Regions from separate parts of the Homo sapiens genome. Here region 1 is linked to region 2. A link is a contact called in ENCODE Hi-C or POLR2A ChIA-PET data. All regions are on one chromosome and are shown on one strand. The core of a region is the stretch at or near the end of the contact, and the rest is flanking DNA. Distances in the headings are between cores, read along the strand shown. Region 1 overlaps PKM (pyruvate kinase M1/2). Region 2 overlaps THSD4 (thrombospondin type 1 domain containing 4).

What was found. Hi-C counts contacts between places; a loop is a spot of excess contacts on that map. ChIA-PET counts read pairs that join two places held with the same protein, here RNA polymerase II (POLR2A). Pooled maps may share reads with other maps.
Region 1: a loop to region 2 is called in a pooled map, with 2.9 times the contacts of the local background. The contact joins two enhancer-like sites. A Hi-C loop is called at or near these places in 1 of 50 pooled maps. POLR2A ChIA-PET finds 5 or more read pairs at or near these places in 4 of 52 experiments (A549, IMR-90, PC-9 and 1 more).

The regions. Positions count from the first base shown.
Region 1 is chr15:72,224,561-72,229,434 of GRCh38, reverse strand. All of the region lies in intron 1 of PKM (pyruvate kinase M1/2), which reads left to right. Among named protein-coding and RNA genes, the nearest start is that of PKM, 4.2 kb to the left of the region's middle. RefSeq lists enhancers at 756-1,015, 2,433-2,727. Within about 2 kb of position 2,559, at least 37 of the 41 ENCODE cell types and tissues checked have a DNase peak (open chromatin) inside an H3K27ac peak, as active enhancers do.
Region 2 is chr15:71,751,004-71,755,495 of GRCh38, reverse strand. All of the region lies in intron 14 of THSD4 (thrombospondin type 1 domain containing 4), which reads right to left. Among named protein-coding and RNA genes, the nearest start is that of NR2E3, 57 kb to the left of the region's middle. Within about 2 kb of position 2,840, at least 9 of the 41 ENCODE cell types and tissues checked have a DNase peak (open chromatin) inside an H3K27ac peak, as active enhancers do.

The DNA of each region.
Region 1 (4,874 bases), core at 1,310-3,809, 470 kb before region 2:
TGGGAAGTTGTCAAAAAGGCGTTTAGAATCAGGTTTGACTCATTAATTTCCTGAGACTCTGAAGGAGTTCAGCCTCTACACCTCAGTTTCCCCTGGGAAAACTGGGAGTAACATTTTCCTCATGATGGTTGAAAGGATTCATGCTTACGTGGATGTGGCACACTCAGTAAGTGTCTAATCTCTGGCGAAATACCCAGAAGAAAAGCCTGTGACTGAATATATTATTTTTGAGCACAATTACTTAGTCCACAATTGAGCATAAGGGCCTTGATCCATTGTCTTCCTACTGTCCCCAAACGCCTACAGCTAATCGTGAGGAATCAGGCTCTCTGAATAACCACGTGTCTCCTGGAAACCAGTTCCCCAAGGGATCTGGTTTAATATTGACAAAGTAACTGATAATGTAACTTTCCAACTCTCTGCTTGGAGCAGATGCTTTTTGGTCATCTGAGATTGGGACCTGTAGACAAAGGCAGGCAAGGAGGGGCTGAGTTAAGCCTTTGGTGTTCCGCTGTAAGTAGAATACTACCTACCAGAGGAACATTCCAGCCCTTGACTTGCTCTGCCTGCTGGTGAGATTAGGATTGGAGCCAGGGTCAGTAGCCCCCAGTTGGCCGTCTTGAGGGTGTGGCCACTCCCTAGGTCACAGAGGAGATGGAGGTCAGGACTCCCCTGCTGCAGCGTTGTTAGCAAATAATTTGCCCTTTGGTGGCCTGAGGTGCTGTGGGGGCAGGAGTGGGCTGTCTTGTGGGGAAGGGAAATGTAACGTATCACCAAATCTGTGGGGGAGTGGGGCTCTGTGGGGAAGATGACTCAACCTTTCAATTATTCTGCTTTTGAGAGAATTATCTTCGCTGGGTGAGTGGGGAAACTACATTGTGGTTCTTGCAGGCTTAAAAAGTCCCTTCTCCCCTTTCAGTGAGTCAGATAATGAAGCATGCATTTCCCCTAATTAAAAATGCCTCAACTACGGAGCTTGCAGTGAGCCGAGATCGCGCCACTGCACTCCAGCCTGGGCGACAGAGCGAGACTCCTTCTCAAAAAAAAAAAAAAAAAAAGCCACAACTAATTAAAAAATGATTGGTCCGGGTCACCTGGTTCTCTGTACTGCCTTAAGAGCTTAAGTGTAGACTGGCAGAGCCCGGTGCCCAGCTAATGCCGTCTGTGCAGCTTCATTCCTGGCCCTTTTGTAGCGGGCACAGCCGCCTCTCCTGGGACTTGATTAATGATGACTTAAAGAAGGTTCTTGAACTCATTTCTCAGTTACTGACTTGAGCCAAAATGTATGGATGTTGGTCTCCTGTCTAGCACAACTGCTTTCATTTTAAGCATTGCATTAGAAATAATGTTGTATTCATATTTTAGCAAAGAGCATCATTAGCTCTTTAAGAACCGTACCCCCAGTGACTTAGCAAATTTGGTGGCGGTGACTCTAAACAGCTAGCACTTTATGGGAGTTGCTTCTGTGCCTTGAATGTTGTGACACTGATGTGGGGTCACAGGAAAAACCATTTTATTTCCTAAAGCTGTTTATTTCTTAATATTGAGGCAATGGAAGAAATGAGGAAACGGCCGTGGGCAGGAAGGTAGAAGAAAATGCAGCACTTACATTACAAACTCACTTTACTTGGGTTTTAGTTTATTTTGCTTCAGTTTTTTGTTTTTTTTTTTTTTTTTTTTTTTTTTTTTTGAGATAGTTTTGCTCTTGTTGCCCAGTCTGGAGTGCAATGGTGTGATCTCGGCTCACTGCAACCTCCACCTCCTGGGTTCAAGCAATTCTCCTGCCTCAGCCTCCCGAAGTAGCTGGAATTACAGGCACTTGCACCACGCCCAGCTAATATTTTTGTATTTTTAGTAGAGATGGGGTTTCACCATGTTGGCCAGGCTGGTCTTGAACTCCTGACTTAGGTGATCCACCGGCCTCGGCCTCCCAAAGTGCCGGGATTACGGGCGTGAGCCACTGCACCTGGCCTGCTTCAGCTTTTATGAAGGCAAGTCAGGATGTGTTATCTTGGCCAAGAGCTAAGACTGAGACCGGAGTAGAGGAAAATGACTCATTTGACATTACCCTTCTTTCTGAATCACTCCAAAAGTCCACAGTCAAATCTCAATTAGCTGGTATAACACAAGAATGCGTTGACCCTGTGAGCAGAGTTTTATTGCATCTTCAAGGGTCTTCGTGAGATTGGTTTATTTGGTATGAGGTCTTAAGGATTTTAAGTTGTCCCTTTAAGCATCAGTTCTGATACAGATGGGAATAGAGCTAAACAACCAGATATATGAAGACCATTTTTGATACCACCATACTTGCGGGGAGCTTGCATTTTTTTACCAAGGGGCAGACTGGATAATTGAGTAATTTAAATACTTGGGACTTTGTTAAAGAAGCTGTTGGGGGAAGGTGAGCCTGGGTGAGTGGTGGAGGGTGATGTGCAGCATCTGCTGGGCCTTCCTGCCTCTTGGTATGACTGCTCAGCTCAGGAGTTGGGTGCTTTAGGGCCCCTACCATGCAGTGCGGTGAAGCCCCGCCCCTGCAGTGGTTTGTGCTTGTCTGCACGTAGGAGGGAACAAGCCGGCTGCAGTACCTTCGGTGGCCTCTGAGACTCACCTCCCCCACTTCTGTCCATAGACAAAGCTCCTGGGGAGCCCTAAGCCTCTTTCCTCATGCCAGCAAGCAGTCTTGGAAGCAGGCTGGGGCTGCAGTGGGAGAGATGCCAAGACCAGTTATTCAAGGGCAGTGAGGTTGCCAGTCCTAGCATTTCACACTGTGGACCAGCACAGCTGCTGGCTGAATACTGCAGTCAAGATTCTCTGAAGGGAGTCCTATCCCTTCCAAACATCTTCAGTTTACTTGCAGATAATGTTTCTTCATTTTTTATTTTATTTTATTTTATTTTATTTTTTTGAGACGGAGTCTCGCACCATGACCCAGGCTGGAGTGCAGTGGTGCAATCTCAGCTCACTGCAAGCTCCGCCTCCCGGGTTCATGCCATTCTCCTGCCTCAGCCTCCTGAGTAGCTGGGACTACAGGCAACCGCAACCACGCCTGGCTGATTTTTTTTGTATTTTTTAGTAGAGACGGGGTTTCACTGTGTTAGCCAGGATGGTCTCAGTCTGCTGACCTCGTGATCCACCTGTCTTGGCCTCCCAAAGTGCTGGGATTACAGGCATCAGCCACCGCGCCTGGCCATGTTTCTTCAATTTTAAACAACTGATATCTCCCTTGGCCATGAACGAAAAAGAACTGCCCATCAGTGGAGTCAGTCAGGGCACATAAGACACACTGTGTCCACCATGCCATTTCAGAGGAGATTTGATTGAGTTAAGCAGGGAAATAGAGATGTTGTAAACGTTGAAACTATCTGGGTATCCCTCTTTGGTTATTAACATTAGATGAGCAGAAAAACAAATGTCACCGATGGGCAAACATTTAAAAAGTCTGGCAGTACCAAGTGTGGAAAAAGGTGTGGAAGGCAGCAACTCAGCGTTCATTGATATAGCCACTTTGGAGAGCAATTCAGCCTTATTTAGTAAAAATAGAAATAAACATACTCCATGACCTAAGACTTCAATTTCTGGATATATAGAAACTCACACAGTACAGGGAGACATGTACTACAAGAGTATTGATTAATAGAAGAAACTTAGTTTAACGGGGAGGGAGAGTGGCCACCAGTAAGACAGTCCATAAATAAAATGGTCTGTTGTACAGTGGACTAGTGTAACAGCTTAAATGAATTAGCTAGATCCATATACCCACTGGATGGATCTTAAATGTGCTGCTGAGTGAAAAACAAGTTACTCAGTGATATATACAGTATACCACTTAGGGCATTAAGAAAACCACAATATTATAGGGTTCAGTATAGACATAGATACACTGTACATAGACTTCAGTGAACTGGAAGGATATAGAGTTCATGACAGTGATTGGGTGTCAAAATGCATGATGTGGCTGGGAGCAGTGGCTCACACCTGTAATCCCAGCACTTTGAGAGGCTGATGCAGGAGGATCACTTGAGGCCAGGAGGTCGAGACCAGCCTGGGCAACATCGCAAGATTCCCATCTCTATTTAAATAAATAAAATAGAAAAAAAAGTTTAAGATGGAGGTGGAAAGGGTTGGAGGAGCTTGGGGATGGAGAAAAAATGAACTGTATAAAATTAAAATTCTTGTTTTTGTTTTTAGAAAGTAAAGAGGGCCGGGCACAGTGGCTCATGCCTGTAATCCCAGCACTTTGGGAAGCTGAGGTGGGCGGATCACGAGGTCAGGAGATTGAGACCATCCTGGCTAACACGGTGAAACCCCGTCTGTACTAAAAATACAAAAAAAAAAAAAAAAAAAAATTAGCCGGGCCTGGTGGCGGGCGCCTGTAGTCCCAGCTACTCAGGAGGCTGAGGCAGGAGAATGGCCTGAACCTGGGAGGTGGAGCTTGCAGTGAGCTGAGATCGCGCCAGTGCACTCCAGCCTGGGCAACAGAGCGAGACTCCATCTCAAAAAAAAAAAAAAAAAGAAAAAAGAAATTAAAGAAAATACAGCTCAGCCTTTATTTGTGTTTTTTTTTTTTTCCTTTTTTTCTGAGACAGAGTTTTTCACTCTGTTGCCCGGGCTGGAGGGCAGTGGTGCGATCTCCGTTCACTGCAGCCTCCACTTCCTGGATTCAAGCAATTCTGTGTCTCAGCCACCCAAGTAGCTGGGATTACAGGTGCGCGCCTGGCTAATTTTTGTATGTTTAGTAGTGATGGTGTTTCACCATATTAGCCAGGCTGGTCTCGAACTCTTAGCCTCAAGTGATCTGCCCGCCTCAGCCTTTCAAACTGTTGGGATTACAGGCGTGAGCCAACACAGCCAGCCATGGCTCAGTGTTAATGGTC
Region 2 (4,492 bases), core at 1,591-4,090:
GGTCTTTTCTTAAAAATAGAGTCAATGTTTGAGTTCTACCCGTATTATTTTAGAAAATAAAGCAATAGAATTTAAATAAAAATTGAGAAAAGGGAAAAACAATCCTTACAACCTCATTTCCTTATCAAAATTTCCACTTTCATTTTTGTATGCTGACATCTAGTCTTGTAAAATCACATGCCAGCATGAGCGATCAAACATTTACCTTTCCACTGCTAAGCTGGGCTTGACCCCTTAGGGAAGAAACTCCCTCTGGAGCAAAGGGCTTGAAGGGGATCAGAACATGCCACCCCAAAATATGTTGCTTTGGCATGTTGATTATTTTGAGCTGAAGGCTATTGAGAAATAGCAGATGCAGGAAGAGCTCTCTGCCTTCCCCATTTCTGCCTAAAACCAGGGCATAAATTTCCCATGAGAAGGGTGCCCTCCCAGTGCTAGGAAGAAGAGAAGATTCTTATCACTGGAGATGGGGAGTTGACTCCAAGACAAGTCTGCACAAATAAACTTTAATAAAAGGACCCTTATCTTCTGTCAATTTCCCCCATATTTTTCTTAGTCAATTTCTCACAATTTACTGTCCCTAGAAGCCCCAGCCCCTTTCCTTTGTCTAATCACTTCTCCATAGTTTATCACCCTTTGTTAAAATGGTATATAATCCCTCAAGTCTAACTGCTTCTCTGGGGTTGTCACTTCTTTCCTATGAAGCCCCCCATGCCACTACAAAAATATTAACATCAAACAAAATTGGTATGCTTTTTATCTGTTAATCTTTTGTCAGCTTAATTCACAGACTGCAGCCAGAGAACCTAAGAATGCAGAGGAAACATTTTTCCTCCCCTACAGGTTTGCAGACATTTTTCATGTCCTTTGCTATTTTGCTATTTGCATATTTCATGTCCTTTGCTATTTTGCTAGATTGCTATTAGAAATCTGGGACAATGACTCAGTCCTTTAGCTTAAAATTTGTTACAATAATTGGAATATTCTAGGCTAAAGGATTTGTTTGTTTGTTTGTTTGTTTGTTTGTTTCAGCCATGTATGATCTGGTTTTCTTCCTAACTTTAAAACTCAAGACATTTAAATACTCTTGTAAAGAATACAATGTAGGCCAGGTGTGGTGGCTCACACCTGTAATCCCAGCACTTTCGGAGGCTGAGGCAGGTGGATCACCTGAGGTCAGGAGTTTGAGACCAGCCTGGCCAACATAGTGAAACCCCATCTCTACTAAAAATACAAAAATTAACTGGGCATGATGGTGTGCACCTGTAATTCCAGCTACTTGGGAGGCTGAAACAGAAGAATCGCTTGAACCCGGGAGGTGGAGGTTGCAGTGATGCAGTAAGCCGAAATCATGCCACTGTACTCTAGCCTGGGTGACAGAGTGAGACTCCATCTCAAAAAAAAAAAAAAAAAAAAGAATAAAAGGTAAACAGAATTTCAGTTATCTTCATGTTTCCAACCCTTAGGCTACTTGTTTCCAAGTAATTTCCATCTGACTAGCTAACTTAATTTTCTGCTTTCAAAACCAAGTAATGCACATACATTTGGGAAAGTGTCTTCACATCCCCATATACCTAATTTAAAAGAAGAATATGAAGGACCATGCCAGTGCCCAATGGGAGGACATCACATGGATGAGGCCTGTAGAGGAGTTTCATTTTATTACAACACCTTCAGTGAAAAGCCCAACAAGTGTAAACATGAAAGGAGCTCCCCACTCACGACCTGGTCCAGGAAGCCTGTCAGCAGAAGCAAGGGGAAGGAGAAGTCCCTACCAGGGAGTGGGGACTAACCTTCCAGGTGAGGCTCCAAACCACACCCACCCACTGTCCTTAAAGGATGTTCCTAAAAGGACCAAATCTGCTTTGCTAGTCAGAAGAGGACATGACTCGTAATTGAACTTCTGGGCTGATAAAACACAGAAACACATGGAATTCCTAAGCAACCCTCTGGTGGGGACTGCCTTCTCATTCCAGCAACAGTTAAATCCTAAACTTGGCCCAACTGGCCCCTAAGGGACTATAAGGCTGTAATGACTATTCTTGAACTTCAGCTTTATGCATCATTTCTTATAATTTAAATGATTCAGTATTTTTTTCCTGGAAAACTTTCTTAGAAATTAGGTGTTACCAAACTAAGGCTGGTGGACTTTCTAAAAGTGTTTTTTTCCTGTTGTGATTAAAAATTGCACATGGGCTTAAACCTATCATTGATTTGTAGAACTGAAAAGTCAACGATGCTTACTTCTGATAAGGCCCACTCTCAAGTACAAGCAGCTGAAAAGATGTTTTTAAGGTGAGTCATTAAGCCAGAAGAAACTTTGTGTCCCTAGAAGTTTAACAGAAGATTCAGACTGGGGTTACAACCTCAATTCACTTAGGTAAAGATTAATTAATTTTAAATTGGGCAATAAGACACACTCTGTACTCTTAAGTGTTTGCGAACTTTAATTTTCTTTGGTCTCTCCCTCTTGAGCTTATTGAGTCGGAAGCTGTGTCTCGTTCATGACTGGCATGTAACAGGTGCTCAACACGTGTTTATTCCCAGTAATAAAAAATTTCATAGTTCAGACTAAAGCTTAACGAGGCCATTTTCTACACAAAGCAACTATTCAAAAGTGGAAGACTGCCATCCGCTGGTCATTCCAGGGGCTGAACCTTTTCTAAGACCAACTGGTGGCCCAAAGGCCCCTGGTAACACGCAGCTGAAGAAGAATGAAGCAGCCCACAGGAAATCCTTCCCACTGTGCCAACCTCATCTAGGTCATAGCTTCAAATATATTACTGCAGCGGTTACTCAGCAATGTTACAGTTGAAAAAACTGAAGCTCGGTGAATCAGTAGCTGGCTCAGGGTCAAATACGAAATAAGTGATGGTCATGGAGATGATACCAAAGCCAATGTGCGTTTCTTAAACCCAATAGTACTCCCTTCCCACTCATCTACTCTAAAATAAGCATGAACATTTAGAATTCATGATCTATTCTGAGGGTAGATAAGGCAAAAATTATTTACTTACACCATAGCACCCAACTTGCATGATTTAGAACATCTTTTCCAAAACGAACGAAAGAGTTCCCTGAATAGAATAAAGTGCTCATTCTTTGCTCTATTTATAATTTTAAGCCAAGCTAGATTCGGCAAGAACTTATGTTGAAATGCAAAGCAAAATTACTTTAAGGGGAAATCTGCAAGTCATTATTGGAGAGGAAATAGGTAGAGTGGAAATCTTTGGAAAATTTACATGTAGCTTTTTACTGTTCTAAATAAATGTGGGAGACACACAGAGGAATGAACCACTGCAGCTATTTTCCCCACAGAGTTGTTTTTTCTCTGTACGTATTGTGCTCTGTGCCCCCTGCCTTTTCAGAGAGTGGCAAATGTAGAGACATGGAATTTACAAACTAAAGAATCATGGCAACAAAATGACTGTAAAAGCGCTCTCAGTTGCTGCTTGGAAGACTACACCGAAATAATCTTTCTGGAGAACAATTAGCTAAAATGTATTAAGAGTTCAAAAAGCATTCATAATATTTTCCCATAATTTAACATGATTCCACGCCCCCACTATTTTACAGAGATAAGAAGAGGTGCATATAAAGATTTATGCACAAGAACACTTACTGAAGTCTTTTAAAATATTCTGTTTTAAACAGTAAAACATCACCCGTGTATGGAGGCTTATAACTGTAATCCCAGCTACTCAGGAGGCTGAGGAGGGAGGATCACTAGAGCCCAGGAGGTCAAGGCTTCAGTGAGCCATGATTGTGCCACTGCAGTCCAGCCTGGGCAACAGAGCAAGACCTGGTCTCAAAAATAAAAATAAAAATAAAAATAAAAATAAAAACTAGAAAATCCCAAACATTTAGAAATAGGAGATTGTTTCAGTTATATAGTTCTATAGCTTATTATAATAAAAATCATGTTTTAAAGATTTTATGCTTATAATAATTAAGTGAAAAGAGGTGACCAAATTATACATACATTATGATATAAAGATACATTTATATCTTTAAAATACGTATGAGGAAAAAAAGCTATGTAGGTAAAGTATGTATGAGAAGAAAAAACTTGAAGTATAGCTTAATCTCAAATTTTCTTTTGGTGAAGAGGTTTGGAGCATACTTTTCCAAATTTCTCATATTCTTAAAACAATACTGTGTTACTTTTTAACCAGAAAAAAGCCAACATTTTTAAGAAAAAGAATCATTCCAATATAAAAATGAAAGTCCAGCATCATTCTTTTCATCCATTTGCTGATACAGGAAATCCATCAAGTTTACTGAGAACACGAATGAGTTCAGAAACTGAAGCACAAAAGGATTAGTTGAGGAAACTAGATATTTTTAGCCTGGAGAAAGTGGAAGGGGTTCCCCAATGGCTGTAGGGCTGTCCTTTTCTAAAGGACAGTGGGACTTAGTAAGAAACACTTTGGTTAACTGTAAAAGGAGACCTCTTGACACCTTGAGCTGTACAAGAAATAGATGTAATTGT